2 separate regions of the Homo sapiens genome follow, and region 1 is linked to region 2. The links are chromatin loops, found by intact Hi-C in ENCODE. Cell type or tissue: A673. All regions are shown on one strand. Links, peaks and the distances in the headings refer to the core of each region. The heading gives the core; the rest is flanking DNA.

Region 1 (8,347 bases), core at 157-8,156, 220 kb before region 2:
TCATGGTTGGGACAGAACAGGAGGAAGGCCAACGTGAATGGCAGAAGGAAGAGGGGAAGAGGGGAAGAGGACATAGGTGTGAAGCGGGAAAAAGGAAGCTAGTAGAGACTGAAATGAAGGAATCAGGAGAGGAAAATGCAGTCGGGAAGCATCCTTGGTGCCTTCTGAGTCCCACTAGGGAACTCTACACCAACTACAGGGATAGCAAAGAAGGAAATGAGGGGCAGTCAGCTTTGAGAGCTATCACACAAGATCTTTAGGGGCTTGGGGCTCCAACTCGGAAATGTCTCCAAGTAAGCTCAAAAGCTTTTTTAAAAATTACAAATTACCTCCTCAGACAGGCCCCTGTCTTTGGAATGATATGCTTCTCACAGCTTTGGTTGAATTGTTCCATCTGAGGATGTCTGATGGGGTCAGATGTCTGGTGTCTTTGTTTTCCTTGTGACCTTCTCTGCTCCTCAAGGCAAGGGAGAGTCTTGTTTGCCTTCGAATCCCCTTTAGTGCTTACAGCTGTTCTACACACAGTAAGCTGTCTCTAAACTATACTAAAGAGAACTGCAACTATCCCAGGATTTCTCAGAGTTTACCCCAACTTTAATGTTTGCATATTTTAGAGGCAAATGTGCTCCAGGTGAGCACCTCAGCCTGTGAGTCCAAGCTGAGTTTCCGTATGCAATCTTGGGCTCTTCCGTAGCTACGCTGCTCCCAAATGCTCAGAGAGCCCGGAAATCAGTCAAGAAAGTAACACATAAGGAAAAGAATGCTAAATGAAAAAACAAGCCACAAAAACTAGGGAAGGCTGTCCAACCCACTTTTGAGAGATGCACAAGAAATTCAGAAGCTGTGTGTGAGACTTATTTAGGCGATCGCATCTCCCAGGGCATGGAATTTTCCTAAAGCTGCCTCATTCACTTCTAAGCAAGGATTTTCGTTATTGTAAAGTATGTCATTCCTTACATGGGTATGCTGCAAATATCATCGTAAACTTCCCATATTCTAGAATAACCATGTCTGGAAGTTGGGTTTTTCCTCCCAATGTAACAGTTAGCAACGGTATCTCTTATTATTATGTGGCATGGTGAAGGAATTGTGTTTTGCCCAATTCCTCTGTTTCTTAACATATTGCTCACAAATGTGCATTCAAGAATGAACAAATTCTGGACCTGAGATCTCATTTATAAATACATAAATCTATATTTATCAAAATTAGTATTATCTTCTATTTTCAGAAAAATAATAGTGTAATACTCAATGAATACAACATTTTGTAGTCCACACATTTCAGATTTCAACAGCACAAATGCATGTAACACAGGATTTGGTCTTCAGCAGATTGATTTGTTAATTTATCTTTACAATATACGTGCGTGTGTGTGTGTATGTGTGTGTCTGTTTGTGCGTGTGTGTATTCATTCCATTTTCCATTTTTGCTAGCCCACTGGTTCTTAACTTGGCTTGAATACTTTGAGAAATTGCCCTGGGAGCCCTCTCTCTAGGAGATTTGAATGTCCTCAAAATAAATTTTTGCATACACTTTGAGAGAGTTTATAGAACTCCTGAAGCTGATCACGGCCCCTCTGCTAAAAATCTGTGTGGTAGAGTCAACTGCATTGTCTTTTGTTGCTAATAAACAAAGTCTGAACTTTATATACAAGTTTCTAAACCTGCTAGAATTCTACCTCCTGTGTAGATACCAAGCGTTGTAAATTCTATTCTTCTAAGAGGCTCAAGGAATCATATTATGAAATATTTCCAATATGAAAATAGCCCTTGTGAAGCATGCAGAATTAAAATGATCTAAACCATGAGAATGTCTTACTTAAATTACATTAAAAGGAAATCCAGGAGCAATATAGGAAAGTTTGGTAAGAAAAGAGCAGTGCCTTTAAATCTCCACTTAGTGATATACTAAGTGAAATGAAAAGCATTCGCTTTAACCTTAGTTAACCTTTTCCTCCTAAGCTCAATTTCCATACTCTTTAAATGTCTTAAAATTAGTGAAATGATTTCATTTATATTTTTTCCACCCCAAATTCATCAGTGAGGCAGAATCGTATGTGTACCATCTCATCCCATTTGCCATTCAATGGAAGCCAGCACCATAATTCTGCATCAGAAGAGAACTGAAATGAAGGCAATATGTCTATCAAAGGGGCCTTATATTAAATGTAAATTTCTTTACTCTTTCAGATAAAAGGGCAAATTATTTAATTCACTTCAATTCAGAAAGCATTTATGGAGAACTGAAAGGCATTGGGCTAGGATATGGAGGGAAAAAAATACAAAGATCCTTGGAGAGTGCCTGCCCTCCCTCCAAGAGTCTACCTCTTACTGAGGGAGACAGATGTGCATGCAAGACAGATGTGAATTCAAGGCAGGGTGGAATGCAGGCTGTAACTGAGGGACATACAAAGGGAAGAGATACTTATGTTTATGGAAAAACTAGAAGGCTTCATGGATGAGGCACCATCTGAGTTGGCAGAAGGATGCAATCTCTGCTGCTGGGGTCAGGAACGGGGAAGATGCCCACAGAACAGGTAAGACCAGCTATGTGAGGAGTAAAGCCCAGTGCCAAATGAAAAGGTGAAGCCCCTTGATTAAACATTATTAAGGATTTCAAGAAGATGACAGCAGCAAATTGAACCGAGGGGTGAGGGGGAGGCTTCTGTGAGTCACAGGTCGCAGGCCTATGAGGCCGGTCTGACAGCTTATCAACAGCACAGCACCGACAGTAGTGGAAGCACATGGGGAGGCATGGTGGGGAGACCACAGACTATCCTCATGGGGCTGGTACCTAGCAACTTTAACCATCCAATATGTGAGCGTGGCTAAAGAAGGCAGGACAATTCTTCTATTAACATAAGGGAGCACTGCTAAACACACTTTGGGGATGGGGGGACACAAAGTACTCACAGAATGTGGACAGAACACAGAAATCAAACCAACATGCCCCCGAATATGGATTCCTATAAGCCTAGGCTGAATAAGTTTGCTACAGAAAGTGTCACTGTGCTTGACAGTTTTGTTTGGGGGAAGGAGGAAGTGGGGTAAATGGTGCACATTCTTTCAAAATGTACCTTCAATTAAGCTTAAAAAAAAAAAGAGAGGAAGTAAGTTTTAAACTAAGCAAAAAAACAGGTATTTACATTTTCAGTGAGGCATAGTATTTCAAATCTCCTGCCTTTTTCCTTCTTTCAACAATAAATTATCAGCCAACGCTCTGATAAGGCCTCCAGATTAGAAATGATTCTACTAACCTTGTTTTATTTACACTACGCATGCTTTGAGTTTTACAGTTCAGTAGTAGAGCTGCACAGCTCCTCACATTAGCCCTGAGGCTACTTTAAGCTCCAAGCAGGCTGCTCTGTAAGCATTGGAACGAATTCTCTGTAGTCCCCATAGAAATCCCATGGAATGCAGTTTCCTGCTGGTTTGTTACACTGCATCAGAATAATGATAATACGAGGATAGCCTACTAGATTATGCAATGAAACAAAACTCACACACCATAGTCCAACCAGAGAGACTTTAACCCTTCTCTTCTGCAATTAAAGCTTCCTACTTACATCGAAAGGTTGTTTGTGAATAATCCCACCAGGGAGTCAACCCAACAAAAATAAATCACCCAGTGCTTTCCGACAGGCCGAGTCCAATGCCTGGCACCTAGTACAATAAGTATTTGTTGAACAAATGATGAATGCTGACCCATTTATCCTGACTGATTTTTCCTTCTGCCCCAAACCTGACTTACACTCTGCTAAACTTGTCTCTCTTACACCTTTCATAGAACACTTCAGTACATTTTTCTGCATTTTAAATGATTCCCTTATGAATTCTCATAACTCTATACCAAAAAGTCCTATTAAATTCATAATGGGATAACCATGAAAAGGGAAATTATTGTATTAATTCCCTGTCTCACCAGTACAGAAGGAAGTCAGTGAATTGACAGGAAAAAAAAAAAAAAAGAGTCACCTGTGCTGACACAGGAGAAGCAATGGGGTTCTGAGAGTCAGCACCCTGGCTCTGCCTCTTACTAGCTCTGGGTACCCAGGAAAGTTATCCAACTTCGCTGGGCCATGATTTCCTCATCAGTAACAGGAATACGAAAGAAATTTACTTATGTAGTCACTGTGAAGATTAAATGGGACACCATGAAGCACTTAGTAAAGTATCTGGTATGTGGCAACTATTCAATAAACACTAGTTGCCATTATTATTATTCCACTAACAGTAACTAGAATAATGTATCTCTGTGGTTTTTTTTTAAGTTGTTCATTTGAAGAAGATTTTAAAATATTTAAATAATATAGAATTTTAGAACAAATAATCATAAATTTAGAAGACAACTGGGAATATTTGTGACTGGTAAGAACTTCTTACACAGAAGATCTTATTTAAGAACATGATATAAGACCGATTACATAAAACAAACAGTTTTTCATCCTGAGACACTTAAGTTCTCAATTCCATTCTCTGATAAGTGAAGCTTCTTCACAAAATTGAAATCTTTATGAAACTTCTTTGTAAATATAAAATAATGTAGTTTAACATTGACTGATGGAATTTGAATCCAATGTTTCAATACTTTGCTGTATAAGAGAAAATGGTGATAGGGAAACCACTGGCTCTCCTTACAAGATTGTCTGCTTTAAAAGACATATCAGAGAACACATGAATTTTCACAAGTACTGAATTAAAATCTCACATCAAACCTTATTATCATTTTGAAATATTTGGCCGTGCAAAAACCAACAGGCAAGCTCTTTCTAAAAGAAGTCTGTCATTTCTTCACTGCCCATAACCCTGCCAGCTTCCCAATGCTCCTCTGACAGTATAATCAGTCAATTCAATCAGAGAAATTTAAAGTACAATGGTAATTTTCTCTCACTTTTTTCTTTACACTGTCAGTTCAAGCCACCTGCTGAAAGCACTGATGTGGAACAGCTCAGTATTAGCTCTGAAATTAGTACCAGTTCCCAGTTAAATACCTGGCACATTCGGCCTGGAATAAAATCTCTTAATGGCGTGTAAGCCCATCAGCAGAATTGGCACATTACTTAAACTAGCCTTTTTTCCAAGTCATCTGACCCTTGGTATAATGACACAAGACTAAAAGCAAGATGGAAAGGAAAATGGGTTCAAGGACACAGATGCAAATTTGAAAAAAAAAAAAAAAAAAAACAACAAAACACTTCTGCTTAAGTATTCTTAAGTGTGATGTTACTATGGCCTACTCTAAACAAACTTTTAAATTCAGTATCCAGCCCATATCAATAGCTAAAACGTTTAACAAGATTTAACTTGTCCAGCAAGTATTTTGTAGAAAGAAATACTGCATTTTAAATGAAAGATTCTTTCTCTCTACATATCAACTCAATTTGCGACTGTGTGCACATTTTTCGCATGTACCCTTAAACAGAAAGTAAAGTGCAATTACCTCTGCTATCTTACATGCTCCAGCTCTCGCCTGGCCTGCCAAGCTCAGCAAGCAGGTCTGTGAGCACTGACTGAGGCCGCCAGGATGAAAGGCATTTACTCCATCTACTCAGAGGGTCGTCAATGGACAACCTGTACAAGATTTATGCTTTAAATAATAAATGAACTAAACACCTTGAGGTAATTGGCTGTGTGAAGCTTCACAATAGCCCAGATAGCTTGTCTGAACAAAGCAAAATAAGATTAAATAATGAATGAGGGGTACAGAGATGTTAAAGCCAAACTAACACTGCACGGTTTTTTGAAAAAGTGAAAGTGGTCGGTGAGTCAGGTTGTCATGATGTTAAGAGGTGTCACTGGGACTTCCTTTTTCTTTGTCAGCAGTAATGATTTCAAAGATCTGTATTTTTCTAGATTCCCAGTGTTGAGTACATAGCAGCCAGTTCTGAGTGACAGAAGATTGTCCAAAGTCTACCGATGCTCAATTCCACTTGCAATTTATGAAGACAGAACCAACATCCGATGATGTCTGGAGGAAAAATATCAGAGCAAACTTTTGAAAAATAATGTTTCTGACACATGTACAGATTTAATACCATCTGCCACCACAGGGACCAATAAAGAGAGGAGGTTCTGTCAAGCAGCTTTCTAAGTCAGTTGCAGTGTAGACGCTCCTCTTGGGCCACTTTTTTTTTTGCTTGTTTTTAACGAAAAGTTGATGTTTGGTTGCTAGCTTTGGAGAGAGAGTAAGAAATTACAGTCATTGGACAGTCAAGTCACAAACATGAGAAGAATTTAAAAGGAAATAGCAACTGCATCCAGGCACATTTATAGATGCTAATTCCATCATAATTTGTTAATAAATTGTATTTAGCTTTATTAAATTTTTAAAAGATCAGAAGATTAGTCCTTATTAATTCTAAGTGTGATAGTGACCTGAGGCTATGTAAATAAAAATGCCCTCATCAGTGTGAAACGCATATTAAAGTATTTACAATTGTAAAGATATGATGCCTGGGACTTGCTGGAAAATACCATAGGGAGAAAAAAATGAAGTAGAGGTTAGATAAAATAAGATTGAAAAAATATTAATAATTGTTGAATGTAGATATGGATGCATGGAGATTCATTATTCTAGACTCTGTTTTGTGTTTAAAAATTTCTGTAATGAAAAGTTTAAGTAGACAAGTACCTGGCTGCACTACATCAACACAGATGACCGTATAAGCAGGTACATAAGGAAATGCTCTTTGCAGGGATTTGCAAAATTCATTCAGCAAATATACATCAGGGCCAGCCATGTGCCCGGCATGGTGCCTACTCTCTGCCAGGAATGAAGAAGCCTAGGACTCTATGCCCCATCCCTGGAGGAGTATGGCCTATTCAGGGCTCCTCTGATAACTGACAGCAGCACTCAGCTCTAAGACCTGGCTCCTCAGCCTTCATGGCTCAGGTCCTATGTCACTTCCTCACATGAGCCATTCCTATTTCCCACGTCTTATGTATGCAACATTCCTTATCCTGCTGGTCTCTACCTCAACCCCTACTTGTTTCCTTCAAAGTACTTATGAACATTTGTAATAATTTTACTTGGCTATACTCTCATTGACTATCTCCTCCAGGACAGAGCAAATGGGAACCTACCTTTCCAGTTCTCCCCTGTACCGCTTGGCTACAAGACAACAACTATTGATCTCTCTCATTATCCTCTTAAACCATGGAGGAAGCCATCGTGAGCTTGCTACTTTCATTTGCAAATAAATATACTCCTTTAAGACTACAGAACCAGTATTTGAAACATAAACCACAATGTCAAGTACAGTGATACCAATGTATTAGTATCCTCATTCTTCACCCTTGTTTTCTTAAGTATATAGCTTTTGTTGATTAGAAGACAGTGGTCAAGAACTTGGGCCTTGGGATCCAACATACCTGGGTTTTAACTTCTTTTCACTAACTGCATAAAGCTGGGCAAGTTAATTAGTATCAATGATTCTTGCTCTCTACATCTATAAAATGGATAGGTACTAACTAAATCACAAGGTTTTGAGAAGTCAAAAATTAATCATAATGTTAAGCAAAGTGCTTGGCACATAGTAGGCATTCAATAAATATGCTCCTTATCTCCATACTACTTCCTGCTTCTAATACCATCAGGAAACTATACAGAAAATATTAAAAAATTAATCTGGGTAGATGCCTTTAGACTTTAGATCTAAAGAATACTTTTAAATAACTTAATATCCCCATGCTTTCTAAGGAAAAGCTAAAGTCACTGCCAGAGCATGAACATGTTCCAGCCAGTACATGAACGCATACTAAAGTATCTGTTATCTTTCATTGTCCTCCACTGTTTGGAAAATACTTACATTTAACTCAACTTTGAAGCTGTCCAAAGTATGCTCAGTACCATATTTCTCCAATATGTGCTACAATGAAGACCAGTAAGACAGTGAGTGAATGAAACACATCAGTTGGAGAAACTCAGAGTTTTTCATTTGGAAATGAAATGCCCCAAAGGGAGAATGCTTGCTAGCCACTGGCCACATGGCGGAACTTCAAAGATAAAATCAAAACTGAGCGCTGACTTCACCCAAGTTCCTGCAGTTCTGTGACTTAAAACAAAAAAAAAGTAAATAAATAAAAACAGAATCATAACCTTTAGAAATAACCAGAATCTATACTTGAAAGATGGACAGAACCACAGACTTTTCTTTTTTTTTTTTTAATTATACTTTAAGTTTTAGGGTACATGTGCACAACGTGCAGGTTTGTTACATATGTATACATGTGCCATGTTGGTGTGCTGCACCCATTAACTCGTCATTTACATTAGGTATATCTCCTAATGCTATCCCTCCCCCCTCCCCCCACCCCACAACAGGCCCCGGTGTGTGATGTTCCCCTT
Region 2 (8,347 bases), core at 221-8,220:
TAAATAACTGTTGTAGTTTGGGTAACTATCTCACTACAGAAATTTATTCCTCTATAAATGTTTTAGGAACACACAAAATCTTCAGAGATTAGTTATTCCCTTAAGCAGTTGCCTATCCATCAAATATTACATTGTTAACTTCCTTCTTCATTGTATATCATCTAGTTTTCCAATATTTCCAGAGTTCTTCTACTGTCTCAATTGAATTTAAGAAACAAATGTACTTATCTCCAAACATTTTAGTATTTTTCTTTAGTGTTACATTGAGTCTTAGCATCATATGTCACTTTAAAATTTAACTTAAGGCATCCTATTGCTTCCATTGCAAAGTCCTCTGGACACTCTTGAAATAAGATGTTTCCTTTCAAAGATGTTTTCATGAAGAAAAATATTTAACATCCTATATTTTATGGACTGAAATCTATATAACAAGCACCATATTTGACATAAAAAATTTATTTAATCATTTTATAAATATGGAATATTTGTAAATGTTAATGCCATTGGAAAAACAATCTGCCATTTATAATACCTCATCTCATTATTTTATATTATATATCCACATAATTCAAATCACATAATCATAGATTTTTGCAGCTGGAAGTAGGTATTAGCAACTCAGTATGAAAATAAAGAAACTGAGGCTCTGAAAGGTTAAAGAACCTAGGTAGAATACAACTTCCTACAAAGATAATGGAAGACTGACACTGGTGACCAGGATTTATGCCATTCCATGCTGCTGCACTAGTTCCCAAGCAGCAAGTAACCAGTGGTAATTCATAATGTATTGCCCTGACAATCTCGATATCCACGGGCTTCTGTCTTAAGTACACATTTATTACTGAGTAATGGAACTCTTGCTTTTTGCCTGCCCATTGTTGTACACAAAGATTGACACCTTTTGGTGCATCTTGACTTTGAGAGCTCTCTACTAACTTCTGTCCTAGTGTATTTCACTGGCAGTTTAAAAATCCTGATTCAGCAATGTTATGGCAATACTATTACAGCTATCTTTTAAAATACACAAAACCACATTAGCTAGAGGATGGTGTCACTATCGTAAAAAGGGCTATGTCTCAATCATTTGTTTCAGTTGCTATGCAGCCACATCAATACGGCACAGATTAAGGCCTCAGGAAATTCTTAACATTCTGAGGTAAATACAAAGATGTGGGAAGATTATTTCTTTTTGTTAAGATTGTTGTACCTTGCTAGTAGTTGTATCACATCTGAAATGGATGCTGAAATGTAGATATACCTAACTTTTTATAGTTATAAGCTTCCCTATGTTTTATTTTTTAAATGATCCTGATCTTTCTCATCCTAACAGCAATAATATATGCATGTATGAAATTAAACCCTATGGATGAAACCACATGCAAGAGCAGTATAGGTTATGGAAAAATATGCCTTTATAATGCTTCTGTTATCTGTGCTGCTAACTATAACTCTTGCATATATAATTCCATTATACTTTTGTAATTCAGGGCTTTGAAAATGCTTTTGAACCATTAATATATTTTCCTGGTTAAAATTCTTTGAGATGTTCTTAACAAGAGTCTTAGATAATGAATTTGGGCAAACTCTGGAACAGTCTTTACAGTATTATCATTCTCATTAATTTTCAGAACTACCCACTGTGTTGAGATGATTGTCATGGACCTAAGACTTCAATTTGGCTAAATATTTTTGCATATATTTCAACATATAAGTAACTAACGGATGTTTAAATGTTAAGTTCATATGGAAGAAATAGTTAAATGTATTTAATCTCATGATTTCTTTGCCACACTAATTCTTATTTTACTATTTCTTTATGTATTACACTATTTCCTCTATACTTTGGTGTATAATAAACCAAAAATTCCAAAATCTCTTCAAAGAAAACAATCCTTTAAAACATTCTAGAATGTAAGACATCTATGCATATAAAAATTTAATACATGTAGCATAACTAATTTTTTTAAAAAGAATACCTTAAACAGTGATATAATTAGTAATATGAAATAATTATTTTTATAAAATATACAGAGTTCATATAAAGCATAGGGCTGGACTTTTTCCTTTTTTCTTTTTTCTTTTTAACAGAAAAAAATGGTTTCCATTTATATTCTTATTTGGCTTTATCAACCTGATATATGATACTGCCCTAACCTGCCAGTAAAAGATGGGTAGGAGACTAAAAATAATATTACTTTAAGAGAGTTAATGCAGTACACAGTTCCATACTTTCATCTAGTTCATTCTTTTCTCTTTGCTTATTTGGTTATCTCTGAAGACGGCTTCTGTTTCCATTGTTTCATCCTTTAGCATTCACATATCAGAGCAATAAGTATTTCATTACTGGTTTATCTGTCCAGAGGCTTGAGAAGCGGTAACAATTAACCCTCCCTTCACAGTGATTGATACAGGCTTTGCTTTCAATTTGTTCCACTACACAGATCATGAAATTCTGAATGCAATCATCCTCATTGACCTACACTTTCAAACACACAGCTACAATGAGACTAAAGTAATTATTAAAAGGAACACAGGACTACCGAGATCTGAAACAAAGTCTTTTAAAAATCTGTTAGATGACCTTCTGGTAAAAGTGGCAAATTTTGATGCTAAGGAAAATGATAGCTTAGTGTCCCTGTCTGGAAATATTCAATGCAAGCTGATCAATGTATATTATGGTGATTGCATTGGCTGTAGCATGTACTTAGAAAATACAGAAAGCCATTCTAGAACTGTTACAAACACACAGAGTTAAACTGTTAACATTGTGCCTTACCCTGTATAAAATTTTTTCAAAGAAACTAAAGTTCCTGATTTCTGTAAAAAGTAAAATACGCTGACCATAGCGAAGAATTAAAACGGGAAACACAATAATTTTATTGTCTAAGAGTTGCATACCTGAGCCCTACATTTTCCCTCTCCCCGCTCCCTTTAGATGAAGGGTCACAGTAAGAAATGAATACATTTTTCTCAAAGTCTGGAAAAATGGCTTCAAATAAATATTAATCTACCGCAATCGATATATATGAGGAATGGAGAGGGGCTGGTAGGAGAGTGGTGACTACAGAACTATATTAAAACAAAGGTTGCAGTTAAAGAAAATCAGGGCAGAAAGCAAGGCAGCAGGCCTGAGGCTCTAATCACAGAACAGAGTGATGGAGATGAACCAATACTGCATGGATTAGCGATGAATTATTTTGAACCATAATCATATGCCTGCACAGGAGAGAGGCAAAAACTAACCATTGCTCGTAAACTGATGGCTGCTGATTTCCAGAGACAGAAAGAGAGAAGCAAAGAGAGAGAAAAGAATAAATTCATATGCTAAACTAATTCAGAATAATGAAAACCTAAAGATGGGGTTATACTTCAAGTAACATTTTATTTTTAATGTCTGCTACATACTACATAATATGGAGTGTTTTGAATATAAACTGTAAAGTTCTTAGATTCAAACAGGATTAAACCAACCATTTCTTCTAAGATTAGGATGCAATATATCTACTCTACATTCTTCACTGCCCAATAAAACCATTTTTGGACAACTTTGACATCCCCAAAATATAAATTTTTTAAGTATTTATGTATAAAGAAGAAACAGCATTCAAGAAATTAACTTCCTTTGGATAATCTGAAAAATTCATAGCAAATGAAGATTCAATTGTTAAAACTAATTTTGTTAGGAAGAAAAAACTAAAAACTGCTGGTAGCAAGAGATTCCTGAGATTCTTATGAACAGACTGTTTAAATGAAGAGCACTTTAATCAGTAGAGGAATCCTCACGTTTCTAATGTCTTGCTGTGCATTCTGCAGGTTATAGTAGCAGCTGGAAGAGGTCATATATCTCTTGTGAGCATCCCAAAAAGGCTCACTGCCAGACTGTTAAATTATGAATAAGCAATGAACAAAAGAATGCAGATACGGTGGTGACAAGATAATCCAAGCAAATTTATCTATGACAAATTTCACAGGATTAACAAATTACATTTACACAGAACAATAAAAATGTGCAAAAAAAAATGATGAGCCTACTTTGCCTTACAGCATTAGGAAAACAAAAAGTCACCAATCCACTGCATACATTTAAATTTAACTCAATCTAAAGTAAGACATTTATAATGTTCAAGATATCTTTGTAACTTTTTTCCATTTTAGATAGACATACACAAACATGGTATATCTCATACATATTTTATATATAATTTATGTTGTAAACAGTGTATATATATGTGTGTATCATGTGACATATATATGCTGTGTACACTATATACAAAAATCTTGTATAATTAAAAAAATTCATATACCTGAATAGAATATATATGTTTTTAGAAGTGGATTCTGATGAATAAATTATATTTGTAAAGGGAAAATGCCCCTTCCATCAGCACAATACATACTAGTTAATAAAATATCCATATTCATTCATGTCTCCATTTTCTAGGACCAGAGAGAGAAGTTCTGCAAACAATTTCAATCATTCCACTTGCCACCATTGAAATACTGCCATCTTTCTGAGCTAAAGTGCTTCTGAATGAAGTTTAGAGCTAGCATCCTTTTCCGCAGTGTTACTGTAGCAGAAAGGAAAAATCAGAGATTTGGGGAAGAGAGTGTTAATTATAGCTATATTCACACTTATATTGACCCTTAATCCAATATTAATTTTTCTTTATAAGAAAATTATTTTTATAAATCTTACAAATGAAAATGCCCTAGTTCATCAGATATAATGAAATATTATTGAAATGACCTATAAGTTTATAAAGTGGTCTTAAAATGCTGTGGGACACTACTTTCCAAAATATGCAATTAAGATTTGTAAGTTTAATGTTTTACACTAGGTACCCAACTCACAGCCCTTTAATTCTGCATTAGCATACTGATGATAATATAATAATGTAATCAGATGTAATCTCTTTTAAGATGATCTGATGGTGGTTAAAAATTTTGTAGTCTATTTTTCACTTATACTTCCTATTGACTTTTGTTTTTTATCTTCAATATTTCAGTAAAATATCCCTTTAAATTTTAAGTCCTTTGCAACTTAAAAGGCAACTTATCCTTTCATAAACAAGATATTTGCTGAATGTAAAAAATGAATCCAATACACAAGCGAATTATCTTGCAATCACAAATACTCAAGCACTTCTTATCTAGTCCTTTTAAGCCCGAAATTTCTATTATACCTATTATTTTTAAAGAAGCTATTTAGTTGACAATATTACATCCAAAAACGTAAAGATAAATGTGGCATGTTTGTCTGCTACTGAGATCTTGCATATATTCTGCAATGAACACCCACATCACACGCTACAAAGTTTCCTAAAGTACAGCTTTTGTTAAAGAACTGTTATGTATCAGACCAACCCTAGGGTTCCTGGCATAGAGGAAAAAAAGTTACCAAAGGCTAACTTTCCCTTCTTGAAGATGACTCTGTGTGTGTGTGTGTGTGTGTGTGTGTGTGTGTGTGTGCGCGTGTGTGTGTGTTGGGGGGATGGGGGAGTAAATAACTTACCATTTATGTATTTATTGTGGCCCATTTTAACATGTCATGTTTTTAATTAAATGAGTGAATGCATGTAAAGCTCTCAGAAGAGTACCTGTTTATTAGCACACGATGCTATATAAATGCTTGCTGCCATTATTATAATGCCAGATAATTTGGCAGGAGGCCAACTTGTACAAATCCTTACAAATTTCAAAAGACAATGTCCAGAAATACAGTTAGGTACTAAAATGAGTTATTCAGAAAGCCTTATGAGACAGTTTTTACACAACCAGTGGCAAAACTATCACAAAATAAAAATGCTTCAACTATAATCTTTAGAGAAACTTGTGGCACACTCTGAGCCATGAATTATATGAGCAGAAGAGGGCCTTGAGAACTTCATATGCTGTGACCAAAGAGGCAGATGTACGTGGCAAACTGATTCTTCTGGCACCACTCAGCTACAAATCTGCCCTGAAGTATGTATAGTTATGGAGCTTGCCCACAAAACTACTGGGATAGTAAAGGGTGAGGTAACGATGCTTTCAATATTGATTCTTTCTCTAATTTCATAAACACTGTATTTCTCCAAACATCTGATGAAGGACCAAAACAGAGGGCTATCGTTCACTACCCATAGTGAACTGGTCTTTCTGCCATTGGAACTCTCTGATATTGGCTCGGAAATCTCTGAGTTTGGAAAGTCTGAAAACGCAGGCCCTTCCACACTGGTGTTAAGGTACATTTCTACAAAGACTGTACTGCCTAAGTTCACCTGAGAGACAAACCTGAATTCAGTCTCTATCACCTTCCTTGGGAATGCTAAACCTCTATTTTCTCATGCATAAATGGGGATATTAGCACTTCCCTCATAGGTCAGTGGGGAAACTAAAGAGAAAATTATTGTGAAGCATGTAATATAGTGTCTGAAACATGGCAGTGTCCAATGTTTATATTATTATATAATCATCATCGTATATAACCTATTTTTATTTTTAAATCCCATCAAAATAACTTTTATAAAATTTACTACAATTTCACTTCAATTTATACAGTATCTTTTCTCTCTCTGTCCTCCAGGAGCCTCTAATCACTTTGTAGTCACTAATTACAATATTTTACAAGTTGAATAACTATCCTCACAGAACACTAAGCTAACAGAAGTGAAAAAAGAAAGCCTTATATTTCTATGAATTCATTACTTCTTACTCTTTTAGAAAAGGGTATCTTCTGGCTCTCTATAATATTTTGTATAACCAATAGAAGGGCAAGCCTACAACCAAAGCAACTGCTCTTACAAGGTATATATTTAGTACTGTACCTGGCACGCATAACCACGGTCCATGGTAGAGGTTCAATAAATGAAGCTGAATGAAAGAACCAGTCAATCATTACAGTCTAGGGCCAGGAGAACTGTGGGCCATAGTAACATAAGATCTTCATCTTGCTTCCCCTGATTTCACATACAAGACCACAGTATTTCAATTAATTCACCAAGACGTGATGTTTTACAAATGTATACAGAAAACTTCAACTATTGTTTAATGTTGTCACTGCCCTAGTCATTTCAGATACAGTAGCAGTTACTTTATTCTTACTAAGCCATGTCCTGTTTATGCATTGTAGTATTACTAATATTACTACACATTCTTCTAACTATTCTATCAAACTTAATAGTGCAAACATCCTATTCACACTAATGAGGCTCAGCGCAGTAAAAATACCATTCAGTTACAGTTGGTTTATTACACTGACCAATGAGGGGGGAAAAAAGGCCACTATTTACTGGGAAAATACTAACATCACCGAATGCAAACAATTGGATTTTCTGATAAATTCTAGTTCTTACTAATCATAGATATATTTAAAGTTTCACATATTCCATTATGTGCAATTTTGATAGCATTTAAAATTTAAAGAATAATATTTAATCAAGTAAAATTTAACATACTAACTTATTTACTAAGTTTCAGCCTTATTCATCCTAAGCAATTAAAGACACGTCTATAAAACACCTGAAGTTAGACTGTAGCCCAAATACAATGCAGAACTTTAAAAAATCAATTAGAATGATTAAATGTTATACGCAGAAAAAGTGACTGTGTAAACATAGCATGGAGGTGGCAGGAGCTACCTCTGCTTTCATGAGTGTTAATTTTCTTTAAATTTAGTGACATTTTGCATAAGACATAGGTTTACTAGAATTGTAGAAAAACAAAAACAGATTAAGGTTACATTAGGGTCATTATTAATAGTAAAGCACTTAAGGAAGTTAGTAGAGGAAAGCATTAAAAGGATTTTGAAACTTTTGTAATATATTCTCCATAAATATCCCCAAATAAAGGCCAGGCACAGTGGCTCACGCCTGTAATCCCAGCACTTTGGGAGGCTGAGGCAGGCAGATCACCTGAGGTCAGGAGTTTGAGACCAGCCTGGCCAACATGGTGAAACCCCTATCTCTACTAAAAATACAAAAATTAGCTGGGCGTATTGGCATGTGCCTGTAGTCCCAGCTATTTGGAAGGCTGAGACAGGAGAATCATTTGAAGGCAGAGGTTGCAGTGAGCTGAGATTGTGCCACTGCACTCCAGCATGCCTGGGCAACAGAGCAAGACTCTGTCTAAAAAAAAAAAAAAAAAGAAAAAGAAAAGAAATAAAGAAACAAAAAAGAAATCCCCAAATATGAAGACCTACTGCTTAAGAAAATAAATAATGCTTCCCCAAAAGTGTTGCTTTACAGAAGCCATAGAAAACCTCACCACAGAGCAGGGGATCCTAGCAGCAGGTCCTACTTCAAACAGACACAATTGTAACATAGCACTGAATCCCAGACCAGGATCTGGGGCAGGGAAGAGGAGTAAG

Evidence for each region. A loop is a pair of places that touch in the nucleus more often than their neighbours do. Peaks named below come from ENCODE experiments on the same cell type or tissue, not always from the same donor. Only the 100,000 strongest peaks of a DNase experiment are listed, where the experiment ranks them.
Region 1: it touches region 2 in a loop (3-fold over the local background); 2 of 110 quality-filtered maps call a loop at or near these places.

The regions. Positions count from the first base shown.
Region 1 is chr14:33,160,461-33,168,807 of GRCh38, reverse strand. All of the region lies in intron 2 of NPAS3 (neuronal PAS domain protein 3), which reads right to left. Among named protein-coding and RNA genes, the nearest start is that of NPAS3, 230 kb to the right of the region's middle. In A673, for the core only: no CTCF peak of the experiment used is centred there; a DNase peak (open chromatin) is centred at 3,417; H3K27ac peaks cover 2,048 bases.
Region 2 is chr14:32,943,471-32,951,817 of GRCh38, reverse strand. All of the region lies in intron 1 of NPAS3 (neuronal PAS domain protein 3), which reads right to left. Among named protein-coding and RNA genes, the nearest start is that of NPAS3, 8.8 kb to the right of the region's middle. In A673, for the core only: no CTCF peak of the experiment used is centred there; DNase peaks (open chromatin) are centred at 1,067 and 3,867; H3K4me3 peaks cover 612 bases; H3K27ac peaks cover 5,994 bases.